Linked DNA regions of Mus musculus: regions 2 and 3 are each linked to region 1. The links are chromatin loops, found by intact Hi-C in ENCODE. Cell type or tissue: heart. All regions are shown on one strand. Each heading gives the region's core, and the rest is flanking DNA. Links, peaks and the distances in the headings are about the cores only.

What was found. Peaks named below come from ENCODE experiments on the same cell type or tissue, not always from the same donor. Only the 100,000 strongest peaks of a DNase experiment are listed, where the experiment ranks them.
Region 2: a loop joins it to region 1, with 2.8 times the contacts of the local background. A loop is called at or near these places in 1 of 42 quality-filtered maps.
Region 3: a loop joins it to region 1, with 2.6 times the contacts of the local background. A loop is called at or near these places in 1 of 42 quality-filtered maps.

The regions. Positions count from the first base shown.
Region 1 is chr10:79,849,957-79,856,973 of GRCm38, reverse strand. It overlaps Ptbp1 (polypyrimidine tract binding protein 1), which reads right to left and starts at 2,542. Exons shown (of 14, transcript NM_001077363.2): 1 at 2,253-2,542; 2 at 440-470. The coding sequence starts at 2,260. It overlaps E130317F20Rik (RIKEN cDNA E130317F20 gene), which reads left to right and starts at 2,003. Exons shown (of 1, transcript NR_029447.1): 1 at 2,003-5,597. In heart, for the core only: no CTCF peak of the experiment used is centred there; DNase peaks (open chromatin) are centred at 1,733, 1,853, 2,553, 3,403 and 3 weaker places; H3K4me3 peaks cover 5,000 bases; H3K27ac peaks cover 4,918 bases.
Region 2 is chr10:80,162,107-80,169,123 of GRCm38, reverse strand. It overlaps Cirbp (cold inducible RNA binding protein), which reads right to left and starts at 1,285. Exons shown (of 7, transcript NM_007705.3): 1 at 1,208-1,285. In heart, for the core only: a CTCF peak has its summit at 3,910 (motif pointing right); DNase peaks (open chromatin) are centred at 883, 1,363, 3,963, 5,173 and 3 weaker places; H3K4me3 peaks cover 4,119 bases; H3K27ac peaks cover 4,870 bases.
Region 3 is chr10:80,030,618-80,037,634 of GRCm38, reverse strand. It overlaps Polr2e (polymerase (RNA) II (DNA directed) polypeptide E), which reads left to right. Exons shown (of 7, transcript NM_025554.2): 3 at 251-447; 4 at 662-720; 5 at 793-871; 6 at 1,037-1,108; 7 at 1,334-1,682. The coding sequence ends at 1,102. It overlaps Arhgap45 (Rho GTPase activating protein 45), which reads right to left. Exons shown (of 23, transcript NM_001142701.1): 23 at 6,164-6,903. The coding sequence ends at 6,587. Among named protein-coding and RNA genes, the nearest start is that of Polr2e, 5.5 kb to the left of the region's middle. In heart, for the core only: a CTCF peak has its summit at 3,486 (motif pointing left); DNase peaks (open chromatin) are centred at 2,304, 3,464, 4,304, 4,654 and 1 weaker place; H3K4me3 peaks cover 933 bases; H3K27ac peaks cover 3,184 bases.

The DNA.
Region 1 (7,017 bases), core at 1-5,000:
TCTCCCCAGACACTCAAGAAGCTGAGGCAGGAGTCACCCGCTGGAGAGCAGGCCTGAGAACTGCCTGGACAGCACAGGAAAACAACACCAAATGGGTGGTAACTCAGTCTCACCTTAGAACATGCCACAGCCTTTCAAACCAAACCCACAGAGGAAACACCAAATGGAGTGTCCACAGGCCTGAACTCACTGCTTAGATGAAGGCAGCAGGGCAGGACAAGGCAAAGCCAGCCAGAAAGAGGCCAGCACAAAGACAGAATCACCAGACCCACAAAAGGGTCCTAAGCCCTCAAAACTCTTGGACGGCAGGTCTACATGCATCCATGCTATCTTCCGCCTCCGAGTCTTTGTAGACCCTGGACTAAGGCAGGCTCCTCTGCAATAAGCAAGCCTTTACTCTGACTACAATGGGGTACAATGCCAAGCTAGAGACACCTACCTTTGTACCGACTGCTATGTCTGGGACGATGCTGTGGAGAGAAAAGTAGACATCAGCACTGTGTGGCCTGTAGGGCCCTCTGCCAGTCCGGCTTAGAAAGGCAGGGAAGTGAGCCATCCATTGAGTCTCAACTTGAAAGAGGGCCATCATTGTCCTTGAAGACCCTCCCTTCTTCCACACAGGACCCAGACCCTGCCTTTCAACACATTAAATCCAGTTTTAGTACAGGAAAAAAAAAAAAAGAAAAGGAAAGAAAAAAAGCCCAGTTTTTATAAAGCATACCAGTGACCTGGGTCAAAACTCAACTCCTGAGCATCCTACAACGCCAGGGAGCCTGAAATATAGGTAAGGAGCAGCCCAAGACAGTGCTTCCTGATGGGGGCTGGGAGCTCCTCCAGGGCCACACTGCTGATGGCAGGCAAAGTGGCCTTGTTACCATTTACAAACCAACAGAGCTGCCGGGATACACCCTAGGTTACTGATCAACCCCAGCCCCTCGTGACTGCACCCTGCCGCCTCACACCTAGCCTGCTTACAGGCAGCAGCAAGCCTACCACAGCTGGCAGGTTACCAAATGGCTCTCAGGGGTCTGCCTCGTGAAGGGATTCCACCAGAAGTGGTGGCTGGGGTATGTGTAACCCTCTGCTTGGTTTACTGTTTTCAAAGAATCTTTTGCGACATTTCTCTGCACTCCCTTCTAGAACTCACTTCGATCTGCCTATCTCTGGCAGGATTAAAGGTGTGCACCACCACACCCCGCTCAAAGATCCTCGGTAAGTTGCTCAAAGGAGGCAACTGGAGACTCCTGTCTGTCATCTCAGCACTTAGAAGGCTGAGGCAGGAGGACTGCCATAGGTACTCAGCTTGAAGCTAGGCCAAACTACTTTTCAGAATCGTGTTAAAAGGAAAGCCGCTTACTAAGCCTGGTGACTCAAAGCACTAGGGAGGTTAAGGTGGGGAAAATCAGGAATTCAAGGCCAGTCCTTATCCAAAAGCCAAACAAAAAGTTTCAACAAAAAAGTCGGGGCCTGGTGACGCAGGCCTTTAGTCCCATCACTACGCAAGCAGAGGCAAGCGCAAGCAGATCTTTCAGACCAGCCTACAATGAGATCCGGTCTCCAAAACAAACCGAAAACTACAAAAAGTTGCCAGTGGAGGGGGCATCCGGGAAGCATGTGGGAGATACGGATGCCAGGCCGGCGCCCACACCGGAGACCGAACTGAACCTCACTCTGGCCCACCCGCCCCTCCAATGGGGGGCCCTGGAGGCCTCCTCCGGACACCTCCCCCCAGGCGGGAAGGGCGGGCGCGTTCGGCACAGGTCCGCGCGCGTGCCCGCACCAGGGCGCGCGCCCTACTACGCGCGCGCACCCGGGGTCGCATGCGGCGTGCGAAGCGACATTGCTCGGGGCACAGGGCGAGCCGGCCGGATTGGAGCACGGCAGGCGGGAAGGATCGCAGCGGCCGAGCCGCTCCGAGTGAGCGCGTCTCACCGGAGGGAGCGCGCGTGCACGCGGAGGGCGGGAGGGGGGCGCTGGGTTCCTCCGGATGAACCGCGCGGGCACCGGAAGTGCGCTGGGCGAGGGGCTTAAGGGGAGCCGAAAGCTGGGTGCGGTCGCCCTAAGCCAACCGGCTTCCTTAAGGGCCTCAGACGCCCGGGATTCCGAGCGCGCCACGCGGAACGAGGCCACACGCACGCGCCCATTGCAGCGGTTAGAGGGATCGGCGGGGGCCAAAAGTCCACGCGCGCGGCAGCGATGGCTGGGACGGAGTGGTGAGCGGAGCGGCGTGCGAGGGGCGCGGCAGGACTTACCCGTCCATGGCACACGGAAGAGACCCGCGGGGAACGGAGCGGAGGCGCAGGAATAGCAGAAACCGACCCAACGGCTCCGAGTTATAGACTCACAAGATGGCGGAGACGCCCGCACACGTCCCCCGCGCGCGATCCTCATTGGTTCCCGCTGCGGTCTGTGGGCGTGGTCAACCCCGCCTGCCCCCGCCAGGGCCTTCTATTGGTCAAAAGGTTACTCCAAGGGCGAAACGCATCCAGACAGCAGACAGCTGTTGGGCGGGACGGCCGTCAGTCAAGACGGAAGACGGAAACGGCCGGTGGGGGAGGGGGAGGGAGTGAATGAGTAGACGCACGTGATACCATCTGAGCCAATGAGCGAGCCTTTGTTCGACCCGTGGGACGCCATCTTGAGAGTGGGTACGTGGCGGGTCAGACGCAGAGAAGCGTGCATTCTGGAGGTTGCCTCCATATTGCAAGCAGGCACTGGAAGCCGTTAGCCTCCAACGTGAGAGTAAAGCAAGCTGCTTCGCCATCTTAGAAGCGGGCAGAAAACCCCGTATTGCCCTAGCTTGCTTGTGGTCACGTGGCCAGAATTTGGCCTTTCAACCGAGTTTCTCCTGGACTAGATCGCAACGAGGTGGAGGCCACGTGCTTCATAGACGCAGTCGCGACTAGATTGTGAATCATCTCTTTCCGTCTTTTGTCTACCCACAGCAGCCAAGCTCCATCTGTGTCGCAGGGATGGGGAAACCGAGGAAAGGAGCCGCAGTGTGGCTGGTTCTGCCTAAAGCTGGGGAAACGAGGCTACAAACTCAGCAGCCGCAGAATCCACTGGAGGGACGAAACTCCGCCCTCTTGTACCTTCACCCCAGCAGCCAGGATTCTGCCTTCCAGTCCTGGGGTATCACAAAGCAAGACGGGTTCTCCAAGGCCTAGTGCAGGCTATAAAACAGATCCTTTGGTAGGACTCCCAAAGGCACAAACTATCCGGATTCTTGTCTGCCTGGTTATCTGCTAAAAAAAAAAAAAAAGCCAGGCAAGGGGGAAAAGTTTCTCCTCCGCCCTGCACGGGAGGTGAGCCCAGAGCACTGGCCTCCCTTTTCTGTAATACAGGGCTCGTGGGAGGCGGGGCAAAGGGGCTGGCGGCTATACTGGTTTCCTTGCAGATCTGGCCAGGGGCCCAACAGCCTTGGAGCCCCAACGCGGGCTTGGTGCCAGAGGATTCCAGCCTGGATTAGGGGCGGCTGCCGATTTCCATGGAGGCCGCGCTGGGAGTGAGGTCTTTCAGGCCCCAGCCAGCCGGCACAGCAGCTAGCTTGAAGGCCCAGAATCACTAATCAGGACCGTCTCGCGGATTTAGAAAACACATACACACACACAACAAGGCATAGGATTTGAGCCCTCTGGGACTCCCATCAGGTCCTGGCTGGACCATCAGGGATAAGGTTGGCTGCCAGTTTTTGTTCTCTGGGTGGCTGGTGCCAAGCAGGAGCCCCACCCTCAGAAGCTAACCTGCACGGGTGGCTGCCAGTGAAGTTGGAGGCTGCTCATGTCCAAGAAGCACAGGTCTACACTAGCAGAGTTTGTTGAAAGCCATTTCAGAGACCTCCCAGAACCTTTCTTATGAAAACGGTTTGTGTGTAGCCCTGGCTATACCGAACTCCTGCTGGCCTCTAAGGCCCAGAGATCTGCCTCCTGAGTTAATGGCCAGCCCCACCACGCCTTGCTTCCCGGAACCACTGAATGGTCTTGTTCACCTTCAATTCCTTATCTGCTTCCTGATCCGAATCAGACCTCCATTACCCAGTGGGGAACATTTAATTCCGAATCCCAACCCCTGCGCTGCAGAGACCCAGCCTGAGGCTGGCCTCACATAGATCCACTGCCCCTGCTTCCTGAGTGCTGGAATCAAAGGTGTGTGCCACCATGCCCAGCTAGAATTGTTTTTGAGACAAATTCTCAACTTTGTGACCCAGATTGTCCTGGAATTCATATCTCAGACTGGCCAGCAGTGATTGTCCTGTTTCCGAATCCTGTGGTGAAATGACAGGTCTGTGCCTCTATGCCTAGCCAGAGTGAGTTCAAGACCAGGTTGGTCAACATAGTAAAGAGGGCAGGGGGAGGGGGAACCTCTGCTTTGAACCCCCCAAAGAGGGCCTAGGGGTGTGTCTCCGGGGTGGAACCCCAGCCTAGAATTCCCCAATGAGTTGAGTGTAGCTCAGGGGTGGAGCCCCAGCCTAGAATGCCTCAGTTAGGGGCTGGGAGTATGGCTCAGCATTAGGACACTGGCCCAGCACACAGGAGATCCTGGCTTCCTTTTTCAAAGCTGCCAGAGCATATTTTAAAAACGATTAATGTTCTGTGTTGCTGCTGTGATGCAGCGCCCACAATGGACTGCCTCTAACGTCACAGATGTGAGCCTTGCATCTGGAGCCCAGAAGTCTGAGGCCGGGCTTTGCACAGGAAGTGCCTTTTCTGTCTCCCAGATTCTGGAGCTCCAAGTGTCCGGGACTTGTGACAGAGTCCCTGTGTGTGCTTCTGTCTTCAGACTGTCTCCTACTAAATCCGGCCTGGATAATTTCAGTTTCGGGACCCTGAACTGCATCTACAAAGAACCTTTGTGGTGCTAGGGCTGGAGCTCACTCCCACCCCGCCCAACTAGACCCGTGTTTGCTGCTCACTGATCACGCCCAGGGCCCCAACCATCGCTGGTCACAGTAACCCATCTCAAGGTTGCGAATGGCTTAGGAAGCCTGCACCCCAAATGTCCTCAAGTGGGCTGGCTTTTGGGAGAGAACCATGGTTTAGTGAGCAGTCATTTTTACTGCCTCCCTGTCTCTGCAGAACACCTGTTGGGGAAGACACTGCATTGTTTAGCTCTTCCACATGGTTGGCCTGACTTTGTCTCCAGCCTGCCCAGCGCCCACCTCAGCCTTGCCAGCTGCTGCTCATGAATGATTGAGGTGAGGAGGGACAGCTCACCTGGCCTTTGTCTGAGAGGCACACTAGCCTGCTTGTTACCAGGGAAAGTGATACTCCCCTGTAGGAGGAGATGGAGGCAGGGAAGAGGGGCCCTCAGAGCCAGGGCCAAGTGAAACTCTCAGAACAATACAAGGAAGATAGACACAAGCCTCAGTTTATTCCTCTATAAAAGGGAAACAAGGCCAGTGTCTCCACCAAAGGAAATCGTCTACAGGTTGTTATTTCTTGTTTGTTTGCCTTGCTGGGGATGGAGCCCAGGACTTCAGAACTGCTGAGCCCCTGTTGTCATGGTTACTGGGGATCTAGGAAGGAACCTTAAAGGCTGAGACCCTCCTGTCTTAACCTCTCAGAAACATGACCTGACTAGCCTGGGCCACCACACCCTCCTGCTTGTGTGTGAATTATAAATTTTTGTTTGTTTCTTTGTTTTCAAGACAGGGTTTCTCTGTGTAGTCCTGGCTGTCCTAGAACTCTGTAGACCAGGCTGGCCTCGAACTCAGAAATCTGCCTGCCTCTGCCTCCCAAGTGCTGAGATTATAGGCATGCACCAGGCGTGATGGCGCACACCTTTAATCCCAGACTTGGGAGGCAGAGGTAGGCAGATTTCTGAGAGTTTGAGACCAGGCTGGTCTACCTGGGAAGATCCAGACCAGCCAGGGCTACAGAGACTCAAAACAACAACAACAAAACTCTTTTTTTAAAGTTGTATATGCATGGTGTTGTATAAGGATCCCTTCCTCGTTTCCCAAATCTCTACTGGACAGTTTAGTCCAGGGTCAGGGAGTCTGGGCTGAGGAGATCCACTGAAGGGAAGTTTCACACTTTTACCCTTCTAACCCCAGGGTTCAAGGAAGGTCCCGTGAGGTGAGTTTCGTCCCTGAGCCCCGCACAGTAGAACATGACTGCTGTGTGCCACAGTGCATGAGCCCACAGACACACGGAATAACTAGATGCTGGGAACAAAAAAATTGTTCTTGAAGATTCAGGGGAACTCAGAACTTTCAACTCTGCACCCCCAGCAAACCTCTGTTGACCACCAAGATAGAAACAACTGACAGCTAAGTCCTTTTCCTATCTGTCCATGTTTAGACCTCTCCACCCTTGTGTCACCCCCACCCCACCCCACCCCACCTCCTGATTCAGATCTGCCCATTTGTCACTCCAACCCCAGGCCAGCAGGAAAGGCCACCCAACCCTGCCACTCCCTGAAAGATCCAAGATGCCACTCCCAGAGGAGGCTTTGGAGCCACAGCCATTATCCAAGCAGGAGAAATTGGTCGGCTTAACCAGGGATACCCAGAAATGTCCTGGCATCTTGGCCATCCCTGGCATTCAGCATCTGAAGCAGCTGTGGTGGTTGCCATGGGGGGACGGGGCAGGCAGGCTCCGCAGTGTGGTTCTCTAGGTATCTGGTATGTGTGTTCAAAGAGTCAGCCTGGCTGTGACTCTGGATAGAGGGTGGACACACAATTCAGCCGTTCCTCCACAGTCACAGGCAGGAGTGAGACTCTGACACTCCAGCATGGAGGGACCTTGAGGACACCATCCTTAGTGGGAAACCTCATCACAAAAGACCAGACCACGTAGGACTCTGTGATAGGCAATGTATGCAAGGGGTTCAGAGAGAGGAAGTAGATTCACAGATGGTGGGGGTGGGAGCTGGGCACAGGAACATGGCTTCCTGTGCAGAAAGAAATGTGTACGTGATGGCTGTCCCAATGCTATGCTCGGTCTCCCTTTCTCTTTCTCCTCCTCTTTCCCTCTCCCCAGCACACCTCTATTTCTGAAGAGAGGACTGGCTTAA
Region 2 (7,017 bases), core at 791-5,790, 310 kb before region 1:
GGGGTTTCTTTCACACCTCTCATCCAGCCATTCAAGTCACCGAGATGGGAAGATCAATGAGAAAAAGGACACTGTGGATCAGTTTGAGAGACTGTTTCAAAACAAATACCCATCTCGCCTAGCCTGTGGGAGTTGGAGGCAAAGGAACAGAATCCAAAACCAAATACAATTGCACAGCAAGTTCAATACCCTTCTGGGCTACACAAGAGGGAACTCTTTTTGCTTTTATCATCCCAAAGGCATATGGAATACTTTGTCATACAGCTGAGGCTAACCTTAAATGATTCTAGGTCTTGATTACACCTGGCCAGAGAATCCCAAGGTTAGGATCAAAATGGCATGGTCACTTTGCAAATGTGTGTGGTTGGGGACAGAAATGATAGTGACTGCCTACCCTCACTAGCATAGAGTTGTTGGGCCAGAGAAACTTCACTACTGAAATACGCTTTTAGGGTACTGTCTGGAGGTGTGCCAGTTGTGGGATGCCTCGCTTACTCAGCCAAGGACTAGAGAAATGTTTTTGCACGATGGACTCAAGGGAGAAAGGAGGTTGGCCCAAGAGGCGTGGCTAGCGAAAGGGGCGTGGTATCTAGACAAAGTCATTATTGGCAACCGACAACTTGGAAAATAAGTCCACTATACCACGAAACCAGTCTACCTTGGGGGCAATAAACTTGGGGCACAAAAGGACAACATTCAAGCCTACATGTGCTTTTTTGTTCCCCACGTGGAACCACAAGGGAAGAGAAAACCGAGGTAGAGCCAGCTGGAGTAAAAGGGTCGCACGCGACACAGCTCCACATCTGCGGACAACCGGACTTTGGAGGTAGGAGCGCCCCGCCCCCGGAGCAGCGCATGCGCCAAGCGCGCACCCTGCGCCATTCCATCCGGGCACTCGGCAGTCCCGCCATTTCGCCGGCGAAGCTTTTCAAAGCATCGCGGCGGCCATTTTACAAAAAAAAAAAAAAAAAAAAAAGCCCACCGTTAAGGTCGGCCTCGGCCCGGGGATGACGCGCGGTGGAGGACGCCCTCCGACAAGCGTGAGGCCCCAGTGTCCCGCTGCCCGCCTCGCCGCCGGCGGGGCGGACTCCAACCCGGGCCCGCCCCCAAGTCCCAGGGGCGTGCCGCTGCGGCTCCGCCTCGCCCGAGAGTCACAGGCCGCCCGCCGCCCCGGGCCCCTCAGAGCCGGTGCCGCCAGAGCCCTCACCGCTGAGTCGGGCAGGTCCCTGACGCGAGCGGGAAGACAGCGCGCCACACACACCCAAGCTTCCTAAGGCGCGAGTGCGAGGGGGAGCGCAAGAGTCCCGCCTGATATACTCCACTCCTGGAGCCACGCCCCTTAACCCGCCCACCACGCCGCGCTGACCAATCCGACGCCTTAGATTCGGCATCTGCGCCTCGGTGGAGGGGCGGGACTCCGTTGGCTTTGCCCTAGTCCGCGCGGAGGCGCTGAGTGTTTTGATTGGCTGGAATCTTTCCTGGCCGCATTTTTCCCCCCCACCCCCCGCCCGCTAGCGACTAGGAGGCGGGGACAGCTGATTTGGAGGCGGAGCTGACCCACTTCCGCGTTCCCGACCCGTTTGTCCTGCGGCGGGGAACAAAGAGCTTTTGCTACCTCAATGAGACTCCCAAATATGGCTCCAACCTTGACTCATCGACTCAACACTTTTATGTTCTTTTTTTTCTTTTAATATTTAATTACAGTTATTTAACTGAGGCGCATTTGTGAAGCCAGAAGACAGATGGAGTCTCTCCTTCCATCATGTAGGTCCTAAGGATCATACTCAGGATTAGCCACAAGCAGCTTTATCCACTGAGTCATCTTGCTTGCCCCTCTTCTCCGTTCTTGCTCATGAAACCAAAACCACCGAATTACTCTAGTCCAAAAGTACCTCCCAATACAACTGCTGCCTAACAGTTCTTTGGACCCCAAGGACACTCCATAAGATCAGCCCTAAAATTTCCATCCCAGTATTAATCACAATGTCAAGATTTTCTCTAGATTTCCTGCACCCAACTCAGTTTTCCTACAAATCTCAACCTGCTGTATAACGACCATTTGAACCCTGATTTCTGCCCATCTCCAACCAGGTGTACATTACCACACAGATGGCAAAACACCACTCTTTTCAATGTGTACCTGCATTTTCTAGAAGAGACCCCAGAGTCTCAAGCATGCCATGGAAGGATTTCTATCCTTGAGCCACACCCCTAACCCCTCACTGCAGAATTCTAAGTAGTGGCTAAACCAAGCTACATCCTTAGCCTTCTTAAACACACACACCACAGAGAACAAAACAAAAAAGTGTATTTTAATTTTATGTATATGGGTGTTTGCCTGAATGTCTATGCAGCACTTGCCTATCTTGCGCTGACAAAGACCAGAAGAGAGTGCTGGATCCTTTGGATGCAGAGGTCCAGACAGCTGTGAACCTTTATGTGGATTCTGAGAATTGAACCCACGTCCTCTGCAAGAGCCCTTTACCACTAGGCCATTTGATCCTTTGAGACAACCTACATTTTTCAATCTATCCTTGAAATCCGTAGGCTCACATCCCAAGTAGCTGTGATAACAGACCCATGTCTCCAGGCTACATTTTCTTCTCCCTCCACTGTGGTTTTGAGAGTCCTGAGTCCTGAGTAGCCTATGTAAGGATCCTTTTTTTTTTTTTTTTTTTTTTTTTGGTTTTTCAAGACAGGGTTTCTCTGTATAGCCCTGGCTGTCCTGGAACTCACTTTGTAGACCAGGCTGGCCTCAAACTCAGAAATCCACCTGCCTCTGCCTCCCTAGTGCTGGGATTAAAGGCGTGCGCCACCACGCCCGGTTTTATGTAAGGATCCTAACTAACCCCCATCTAAGGCAGTTCACCTCTCACTTCAATGGCTTCTGCTTAATATATGGCCTGAGGAACAAGCCAGTGCAGACATCTCCCTAGATATCAGTGATAGGAAATCCACACTTCAGCACTGCCCCTTGGAGAGAGTACAGTCTGGTGACTTGAGAACTGAGACATCCCAACCCTGCTTTAAGCCTCAGACTCACTGACCTTCAGATGAAGTTGGTCGAGGTGACCCAGCTGTCACCAGGAGAAGAATGCCAGGACCCCTCAGGGATTCGATGCTCCCCTCCCCCTAGACAGCAGCTGGTGACTCATGGCCACCCCCTCTGCACTTCGCTCTCTGCACGCAGCCCTCCTATCCCCGTCAGAGCAGCCTGCTGCGTCAGCCACTCACGCAAGGAGGTTATTAAAAAGAGCTGAGAGACCAAGATGCCTTCCCTCCCTCAATGTGCGCAATCCAGGAGGGGAGGGGATCGTGCCTTGCAGGGACCGCTGGACCACAAGCCAGCAGAGCCAGAAGCAACAGTCCTACAATGTGCCCACAGGAGGGAAAATTGGATCCCTGTAATCCCAGCTCCCAGGATCATGCTGGGCCCCTAGCCTGGCTCACATTCTGGCACCTTCCAGTTCCTGGTTTTGAGAATTGCCGTACTCAGTCTTTGATTCATTCATTCATTCATTCAACCAGCACCCACTTACTAAGCTTACTACTAACCGGCTCATTTGGGCCGGGCTCCACCATTACCCATAGCCATTTTCGAGCCCCAGAAAAGCGTGAAAATGTCTGACCCATGGATACGGCTTCAGGGTGCATTTTCTTTCGCCTTTGGTGTACTTGTGTCTAAAGCGTGTCCCGTGTACTTACCTGTGACCACGTGGACAGGTGGCTTAGCTTGCCACCATGACCCTTTGTTTCTTTTGGTGGGCTTTAAAGGAGTCTGAAACTCTCTCTTACACACACCTCATATCCACCAACGCTGTGAATCCCTGAACCACGGGCAAATCCCAAATAGTGCTCTCTGCCCGATAAGGACAGGAGAGGGCGCTACAGCCTCGGCTGGAGTGTTCAGGACTCATGTCCCACCTCTTTCCAGGCGGCCACCAGCTGCTTGGCCAGGCTATGGCCACTAGACGTCGCCATCGTGGACAGTTATCACTGACGGAAACCAGAGCTGTCAGTGTCAGTGCTGGTTTACCTTCGCTGTGCCCAGCTCGGTGGTAGCTGGACTGCACGCTCGAGGTTTGCTCCTGCGCGTCTGGGCAGAGCAGTTGGCCCAGTGTCGCCCATCGGGACACTAGTACTACTCCCAAAGGGATCCCATGTGTCTTGTATAAATCCGAGAGGGGGGCAGGGTGTCAGCTGCACCCCTAGAAGGCGAGTCCAGTCAGTCCTGATCTCGGGCTTACCCTGCACCCCACTCCGCTGCTGGGCGTCGCTATAGAGACGACGAGGGGTGACGCCTCCACCTCCCCATCCCCGGTTCTCCGTCCGCCCGCCGGGTCCTCCCGGACCCAGGCTAATGACCGGGCGGGAGATGGTAATAAGCGTCTGGGTTGGGGACGGGCGTGGCCCGGGATGAAAGGCGCGTTGGGGGGGGGGCACCCCGGGGCCCGGTAATTACCGCCCCCTTCTCGGCCGGGCGGGGGCCGGGGACACTGCACCTGGCCTCTGCCCGGCGGGGGCGCACAAGTGGGACCGTGATGGCAAAGCCTGGAACCCGCCCAGTTAGCTATCCCAGTTAGTTATCCTCTGGGACCAGAGCCAGGGTGGAAGATGCAGCCTATGCATGTGTGGCCAGGTGTGGCGCACATGTGTGCACGTGGGCAGAAGACCCGGAGGGACATAGATGGAAATGTAAGGATTCAGAGAAAACATCTGGATCCTGTGGACAGAGGAAATGGGTTTGTTAAATATGTGTGAAGAGGACACAGTCACCTTTGCATGACTGACCTGTTTTCCCTAAGGACAGGATGGGTGGGCAGGGTGCTGTGACGCCAACATACACGAACACAACCTGGATGTAGATGCAGGGTTAGGTGTACGTGACTGGGTGGGCCAGCACCCACGGAGGTAATGTAGCCATCTATGCCTGTGACTCACGTTCCTGGGTGGGCACAACAGAGAGCTGTGTCAGAGGCACCTGGGCTCTCCCTATTAGTGAGTCCAGAATCACCTGTAAGGGTTAAGCTTGCCTTTCTGCTACAGAGTGGGCTCTGATTTCTCTGCCACTCAAAGAGACTGCATTCTGCTTCTGGAAGGGGTCTGCAGCCAGGGCGGGCTAGGCTCAAGTTCCTGTGACTCATCCCTCCTGCAGCCCTGAGTCACACCCCAGGAATGGAAATAGGAAAGCCTGGGAGGGCCAGGCCCTGCAGGCTCTTGCCCAGACCTGGGCCTTGAGCGGCAGAGGGACGCCTCAGACAGCACACACATCCTATGACATGCCACGCCATACACATGCACATCCACGCCCTCTGCAGCAGACTTGTTGGGCTCACAGTCACAGACTCGACATGCTTTTGGTATCTGATAGATCCCGTGGAAGGTCCTCACGGGTTTCCTATACCTGCTTAACTTAACTGCCTTTTTTTTTTTTTTTTTTTTTTTTTTTTTTTTGGGTTTTTCAAGACAGGATTTCTCTGTGCAGCCCTGGCTGTCCTGGAACTCACTCTGTAGACGACCAGGCTGGCCTCGAACTCAGAAATCCGCCTGCCTCTGCCTCCTGAGTGCTGGGATTAAAGGCATGCGCCACCACACCCGGCTACTTGCCTGCCTTTAATAAATGTCTGGGACTGGAAAACAGTGCACTGAAGCCAGGTCAGGGCTGTAGGAGCAGGAACATGCACTCATTCTAAAGGCACAAGGACTGTATCAGATGTCAAAAAACCACCAGCAACCCTACAGTGATGCCCAGCAAGCCCTGGAAGCTAGGTTCATCAGCCTGGGAACTGACCTATTTGGGTTCCTAAAACTAGTGGAAGGGAGGGGTTGGAAGGCATCTACCCCAAAGGGTTCTCAAATGCTGCTAAGCAAGGGCCACCTCCACCCCATCACCCCTGGGGCAGGAAGAGCCACCCCTCTTCCATCCTGTCCACTCACAGTATGCCCCCTCAAACACATATCTAACAGTAGTGTGGCCTTCCATGTAGGGGTAACACACTAACAGGCTCCCTGGAAACAGAGGTAAGCAAAGACGCTTCTGCCTCGGGCTGGTGGTTTGCAGCACTTCCTCTGCACTTAGCTGCATAGGGACAGTCACATGTGTGCACAAATCCCCAGGTCACCAAGCATCTGTCCACCTCATGGTGCCTGGAGGGTCCCCATGCAAGCGGACACCCTGGAACACCTGTCCACCCAGGTGCAGAGGGTCAGCTGTAGCCCACAGGCCCAGCTGTCTGGGTAGGCGGCACCCAGGCACCTCCCTGACCCCATTGCTTCATCTGAGAAGTGAGTGGGATCTGGGGAGCCTCCAGGGTCTGATGGGGACTAGGTCAAGGGCGGCAGCTGGGTTGCCTCCTCCTCTGCGATGTCTTCTCTGGCTGCCAACTCTTGAGCTGACACCTAACTGCCCCAATTTGTGCGGATTTCCAAGATTCTGCAAATTTCTTCCTTTTTGTCCCTGTGAGACAGGGCCTCGAGAAGGCCATGTGTAGCGGACAGTGACCTAGAACTCTGATCCTCCTGTCTCTGCCTCTCTAGTGCTGGGATGACAAGATAATAGTCACTTTCTTAGGGCACATCTGTCTCCAGCAAACACATTTCCCACCAGTCCGACCAGAGGCAGTGCAAGGAGACCCCGACTTCTCCTTGGCTGGCCTGTGGTTGTGTTTGAAGGAGGAGGCTGCCTTCAGACCTGGGTGTAAATATCCCAACTCTTGGGGCAAGAGCAATATACCAGCAGTCAAAAGCACTGGCTGCTCTTTGGGGATGGGGGGGTTCCAGTGGACTCCCAGCACCCACACAATAACTTACAACCATTTGTAAGTGCAGTCCTAGGGGATTCAACCCAAGTCCTCTTGTGGCTTGCCAGCCCGAAGCCATGAACATGGTGCACATACTTATTCTCACACAAAGCACTCATACACAGGAAAGAAGTCAATTTAAAACAACAAACATAAACATATGCTGACTCTTCTTCCTTTTTTTCCTGTGGGGAACACAGAACGTCAGGCATGCTAG
Region 3 (7,017 bases), core at 885-5,884, 180 kb before region 1:
GTCAGTTTCTCCTTGAGGCTGTCTAAGCTGACAGTACCATATCCCCCAAACCCCAGAGCTGCTGAGAGCCCCCACCCCCGTTCCAGGGGGGCCGCAGTTCCTGCATACCCTGCAGCTTCTGCAGTGATAGCTGAGCCCCCTGGCAGCCCCATCATGGCTGCCTTGATGTTCTAGTCTTCCCTTGCAAGCAGAGAAACTAAGACCACAGGCTCCAGTAGTGAGTGTGAGGGTGGTGCTTGTGTGCCCGCAGAGGAGCCCAAGGTGGGCATCAAGACCATCAAGGTATACTGCCAGCGCATGCAGGAGGAAAACATCACACGGGCGCTGATTGTGGTGCAGCAGGGCATGACGCCCTCCGCCAAGCAGTCCCTGGTGGACATGGCCCCGAAGTATGTGCTGGAACAGTTTCTACAGCAGGAGCTGCTCATCAATATCACAGAGCACGAGGTGTGTGTGGTGGGGTGGGGCGTAGTGCTGCCTGCATCCAGGACACGGGCCGGGGCGGGGTGCTTCCCCGGTTTTGGCCCTGAGCATCCAACTTGGTGATATTAATAGCCTGGTTTTGTCCTCTGTCCCAGCCCCATGACAATACCCATTAGTCTGTTGGTCTGTTGAAGTTCCTGATGGCCGCGTGCCTGTGGGTGGGTCTCTGTCTCCACAGCTAGTCCCTGAGCACGTGGTCATGACAAAGGAGGAGGTGACTGAACTGCTGGCTCGATAGTATCCTTTACTCTGTCCCCACACCCCCCTCACCCCAGCGCTGCCCGCCAGCTGCTTCCTTGACTGTTCTAGCAAGCTTCGTGAGAGCCAGCTACCCAGAATCCAGGCCGGGGACCCAGTGGCACGGTACTTTGGGATCAAGCGAGGGCAGGTGAGAAGCCACAGTGGTTGTTCCCCTCCTAGGCCCTTTGGGAATTATTGGATCTCCCTGGTTCCTCCATCTCCTCCCTGTCTCTGAGGCCAAGACCACCATTGCCATAGGCCAGTGGTCCCAAGGCCCTGCCACCACCACTCCCTCGCCTGCCTGCTCCCACAGGTCGTGAAGATCATCCGCCCCAGTGAGACGGCTGGCCGCTACATCACCTACCGCCTGGTGCAGTAGCCGCAGGTGAGCCCAGCACTGCCCAGATGAGCCTGCTACTTGTCCTTGACCCGGTAGAGGGTCAGAGCTGCACCCACAAAAATAAAATGTAACGGGAGGGTAGGCTTGAATCCTAATGCCCAGGGGCAAAGGCAGGCAGATGTCTGTGAGTTCCAGACCAGCCAGGGCTACATAGTAAGCCTCAGAAAGCAAGCAAACAAACAAACCCAAAACAACCCATACTCTTGCCAGGGGAAACCTAGTGCTCAGAGACTGAAGCAGGAGGATTGCTGCACATCTGTGGACTCCTTCTCGGTGTGAGTGTCTCCAGGAAAACAATGAAGAGGAACCCACAGCTGCACCGCATGCAGGGAAACCCAGAGCCCACTGCTCTGCACAGCACCCTGACAGCTGTGGGCCACAGCCTGTGGGTCATAACTGGATTGCCTTTTGACTGACGGGTTCCGTCCTGGCCATTGTCGCAGGATGAGTGACTCCAGAGCTGCAGCCACACCCCCACTCCTTACTCCAGGGTCACTGTTCTGTTCAGAGTTCTCCATTCTCGAAGGACTCTCCTGAGAATTAAAGGATACTTTGATAAGTTACTGTGGTGCAATCCTAGAGAGCCTTGGCTCAGGGTGCGTTCTGTCCCTCCTGGAGCTCCCAGTTGCTCCTGCCTGAGCGGCCAGGGCCTTGCCACTCTTGCTCTGTGGAGTGGTTTCCGAAGACACACTTGAGTTACCACACAGCAGACTCCCTGTTGTGGAACTGTGGAGGGACTTGTACCATGCAATTGCCAGGCTCCTGGGCCACACCCAGCCCTTCCTATCCACTTTGAGGTTTGAGAGAGGGCAGTACAGGGGCTTCCTGAGTGACTGGGGTGACCCTTCAGTCCATGCTCTCCTGCCCATCTCTGTGCTGAGGTGGTAGAGTCCCATCCTGTGCTCAGATTGGCCTAGAAGCTGAGCCTCCTGCCTCCGGCTCACCTATGCTCTACCCCAAGGTACCAGCTAACGGCCCAAGTCCCCTCCCTTCCTTACACAGCTCAGTAGTGCTGGCTATGTTCATGAGGTCCTGCAGCAATCAGGACAGCAATTCCAGGACAGTATGTCAGCCATGTTAGTGCCGTCAGCCAGCCAGCCAACCCTGCCTCTCCAGCATTCAGGAGTTCGCTTCCTGTTCTGGTCTCCTGCCATTGTCCCACACTGTTGTCTTTGTCTGCGTCTCGAGCAGGGTGTCCCTAGGGTTTTGCCACACTGGCTGCTGCTAGAGCCTCATGTCTGTTGATGGCTGCGTGATACTGGGCTTGTCGCACGTAGCATTGCTGTGTCTGGCACACACCAGGGGGGTTGGGGGGGGGGGGTTCATGTGCTGAAATCAGATGGCTCCAGTTTGGGACAAGGTCCCCCAGTATGTGTAACCCAGGCTTCCCTGAGACTTAAAAACCTCCCTCCCTCAGCCTCCTGTGTGCTGGGCTGAAAGGTGTGTGCTACCACAAATAGGTTACAAACATTTGGTTTTGCCCTCTGCCCTGCTTGTGTGTGGAGGTGAGGATAGCCAGGTTGTCAGCCAGGGAGCTTCCTGGGCGTCTACCTCCCATCTTGCTCCTAGGAAGCTGAGATTAGATGTTCAATATGGCTCCTGCTTCCATGTGTCTCCTGCCCTGGCTGTTCTCGAACCAGGCCGGCCTCGAACTCAGAAACACGCCTGCCTCTGCCTCCCAAGCGCTGGGATTAAAGGCATGCGTCACCACTGCCCGGCTCTCTCACAGGTCTTCTGGAGGTGAGAGCCAGGCCTGTGTGGCTTGGAGCTCAGAGTTCTACCTTCCTCTGCTCTATCACACCCAGCTTTTTACCTTTTGTCTGACTTCTGAGGATGCCTGCTGTTCCCATCCCCAGAACTGAAGTTACAGATGGTTGTGGACCAACATGTGGGTGCTGGGAGCTGAACCTGGGAGAATGGCCTGTGCCCTTACCTCTGTGCCAGGTCTTAAAGCCAACTCCATCCTTTTCTTTTTGTTTATTTTTTAAAAATATTTCTTTATGTAAGTGTTCTTTCTTTATACACACCAGAAGAGGGCAACAGATGGTTGTGAGCCTCCCTGTGGATTCTGGGAATTGAACTCAGAATCTCTGGAAGATCAGTCATTGCTCCTAACCACTGAGCCATTCCTTTCCATATTTTCTTAGACACACATTGGTCACATTGAGCTCTCCAGAGGGCTTCAGTGCACCTGACCCTGTGTCCTACAGTAGGGTGGAATCCTCAAAGGCAGCCTGAGAGCTGCTGATTCCTGGTCCTCCTGCAGAGCTGTGGGCACCTCAGGTCATGAGACGAGTCTGAGATTTCTGGAGTTCCCAGCAGGCTTCCCCTCCTGTCTGTAGGAGGATGAGTCTGCCCTCTAGAGGAACACTCAGATTCATCCTGGCCAAAACCTGCCAGGCCTAGAAGGGCGTGGAAGTCTCCCTCCCAGAGGCCCTCACTCGGAGTGTTGGGGTCCCTGTAGGCAGGAGCAGGGAAGGGATAGAGTTTGTGCCTCCAAGGGGCACAGCTTCAGTGTGGGCAGATGGAGAATGGAGACAGGTGACACTGAAGGGTCTCACTTAGTTCTTTGGTCACCACAGGCTAAGGGCCGAGAGTAAGCTTAGCTAAAGTTCACCCTCTCTGAAGTCACACAAGAAGAGCCAGGGAGTCCACTGTGTCCCTCAGCCTTTGGTGGGTGTGACTTGAACACCCGTCTAGCATTGGGAAGCCCTGGGTTTTATGCTCAGCGCTGCACTGTCAACTTCCTAGCAGCCCCACCTTGGTGGCTTTTTATGACCTATACTGTTTGACTTACTGAATAGGGCACACCACTTCTCAGCCTCTGGGCAAGGTTCTCGTGACTTTCAAGTAAGTCAGGATCAGGGTGTGGCTCAATGGGTCAGTCATGGGGGCGGGAGGGGGGGAGGGCTTGTTTCAATTCCAAAATAGTGCAAGGCAGTGCATGAGCCATCTCTAATCTGAGCACTTGGGGAGGGGGCTCTGTGAGTTCCAGACGACCCAGGGCCACATAGACCCGGCATAAAAACAAACAACTTCAAAAGAAGAAGCCAAATTGTATGATTATGAGGTTAACAAATACATTCACTGGCAACCAACCATGTGTTAGTTCCTCTCTTGAAGAAGAACTGAGTCCAGACTACCTTCATGTCTGGGTCCTGGCCTGGGGCCAAGACATTTTGTTTACCAAGATCAGGGCAGCCCCTGAAGTGCTTACCACAACTCTGTCCTGACCATCTCTGAGTCACCCTGCACTCAGGCATTTTATCTGTGCCTGTGGTGTGCTGCAGGCTTCTGGCTGACCCTTCAACAGGAAGCCCCCCAGAGAAAGCCCCACCCCAGGAAGAAAGGCCCCTTCCCCTCTTGCTGATAGCAGGATGGGTGAGAATTCTCTTGACTCCTGTCCTTGGGATAACAAGCTGGCTTCTCCTTTCCAGCATCTCTAGCCTTCAATTCACCACGTAGCTGAGGACCATGAACTTTGGATCTGTGCTGCCCCATCCCCCAAACCTCACCTCGTGTCCGTGTCCGGTGAGCTGGGATGACAGGCGTGCCCCACCCCAGCTTCTCAAGGACCTGGGGATTCCCCTGGGTCAGGCAAGCACAGTCCTTGCTGCAAAGTGGCATTTCTTCTGAGACCTGCACACTGAGTTGATGTGGGGAGTGTCCTAGGGCCACCTATGTGTGAGGACAGGGGCTGAGAAGGGTGGCAGGTGCTACTCGCCCCTCCCGAGGCTGAAGCTCTGCAGGACAGGGTTTCTTCCCCAGAACTACAAAAAATAAATGAAATGTAGTTTGTAAACAAAGAACAAAACCCACAAAAAGACTGGCATGGTGGCGACATGCCTTTGATCCTAGCACTCAGGAGGCAGAGACAAGCCAGCCTGGTCTACAGAATGAGTTCCAGGACAGCCAAAGCTATGTAGAGAGATCCTGTCTCAAAAAGCCAAAAACTAAAAATAAATAAAATGTAGTTGGCAGACTGGGTATAGCGTACAGACAGCTGTCATCCCCACACTTGGTTTGCTGAACCTGGAGGATGCTGTTAATCAAGATTAGCCTGGACTACAGGCTAGTCCTCCAGACGTTGAAGGGGCTTGCTGCCAGCCTGACAACCCACATTTAATCCTCAGAGGCAGCATAGTGGGAGGAGAGAACTGTAAGCTGTCCTCTGACCTCTCCAGCGTCTGTACAAACAGCATACACTACAAATAATAAAAACAAGAGACAGCGACATCCCTGCATCACGCAGCCAGGAAATCACAGAGGAACCTAGAGCCCTGGTCAAACTCAAGACCTTAAACTACTAAACCATAAAATTAAAGCAAGAACCTGAGCCTGGGCTCAGTGGATAAAGCACTTGCATGCGTGGAACCCTGTCGTCCTAGCACTCTGGAGGTAGAGGCAGGAGGGAGGATTGGTAGTTTAAGGTCTTCTTTGGCCACACAGCAAGTTCGAGGCCAGCCTCTGAAATCCTGTCTCAAAAGGGAAAAAGTAAAACAAAACAAAGAAACCAACCAACAAACAAAAACTGTACTTGCACACTCTTCTGGGCAGCTCTGCCTCAACTGGTCAGAAATTGTCACAAGTGTGTGTTCAGGACTGCCTGACTTAATAGCTCCCCAGAGTTGCTGTCACAGGATGGTCCCCACAGCTTGGGCCACCTCCTGAGCCTTTGCTTGAACTGGACTCAGAAAACAGACCAAGGAAGATGGATTTAAAATGTAGGCCAGTCCCTCGAGAGCCCTGGCTGCCCTCGCACAGCGCAGGTGCAGGATCTGGGCCCTCTGCTCACCTCTGCAGGCACAGCATGAGCATGACTCACAGACCCATAGGCAAAACACGAACTCACAAAGTAAATGTTACAAAAGCAAGATGCAGTTCGGTGTTGTGGCACTTGCCTTTCATTCCAGTGGGTAGGATGCTGAAGGAGGCAGATCCCTGTGAGTTCAAGGCCAGCCTAATCTAAATAAGGGGCTTTAGGATAGCCAGGGCTCCAAATGAGACCCTGTCTGAGAAGCAAAAGAACAAGATCGGGCTGTGGCAGTTGGTTAAGAAGTTTATTTCAAGAAAATTGTGAGTTCATGTGGAAAGCTCCTTTACTGCTCCTTGGGAGAGACCCACTGTGTGCCCCCACCCGTCTGTCCATGTCCAGCCTCCTGCAAGATTCCTGAAGCCAGAGCCACCTCCAGCTCCACACACAGAGGTCAGGGCTGTACCCGCTCAGACACATCCAGACTGATGGGGACCATGGGAGAGATGAGGCCATCATGGGAATCTGCAGCTGCATCCCCACAGGCACACAAAGGCCAGGCAACTCCATCTGGGACTGTTATCCATCTGTGTCCATGGTACCAGGGAGCCCTGATCTCCCTGAAGTTCCTCGGCATTGTGAGGAACACCCCCCTCCCCCCGAGTCAAAGGCTGACATTGAGCTGATGGTCCCTGCCATCACCACCCAGCTCAGACGAACTGTGGCTGCCGCTCCTGACTGGTGCCACCTGTGATCTGCCCTCCTCGGAGCCGCATGGTGGGCAGAGGGGCCCGTGATGTGTTGTTGGACTGGTTGGTGTTGAAGTGACACAGCCACGGACCCGGGGCTCCATCCTCACCCTCCAGCTGTTCCTCACTGCCACTATGGCTCTGGGGACCTTCCTCCAGGCCTGCCTCGGTCTGCTCCAGGAAACTGAGGCGGTGTAGAGCACTGGCGTCCGAGGATGAAAGGGGGTCAGAAGCGTCTTCCAGCTCAGAGTCCGAGTCATTAGATGCCGCGTGAGATTCTGGGGCCAAGAGAAGAGGACACAGGGAGGGATGAGGGGAGATGAGCGTGAGCGCGAGTCTGGAGTGCGCAGGCACACACACACACACACACACACACACACACACACAGACCT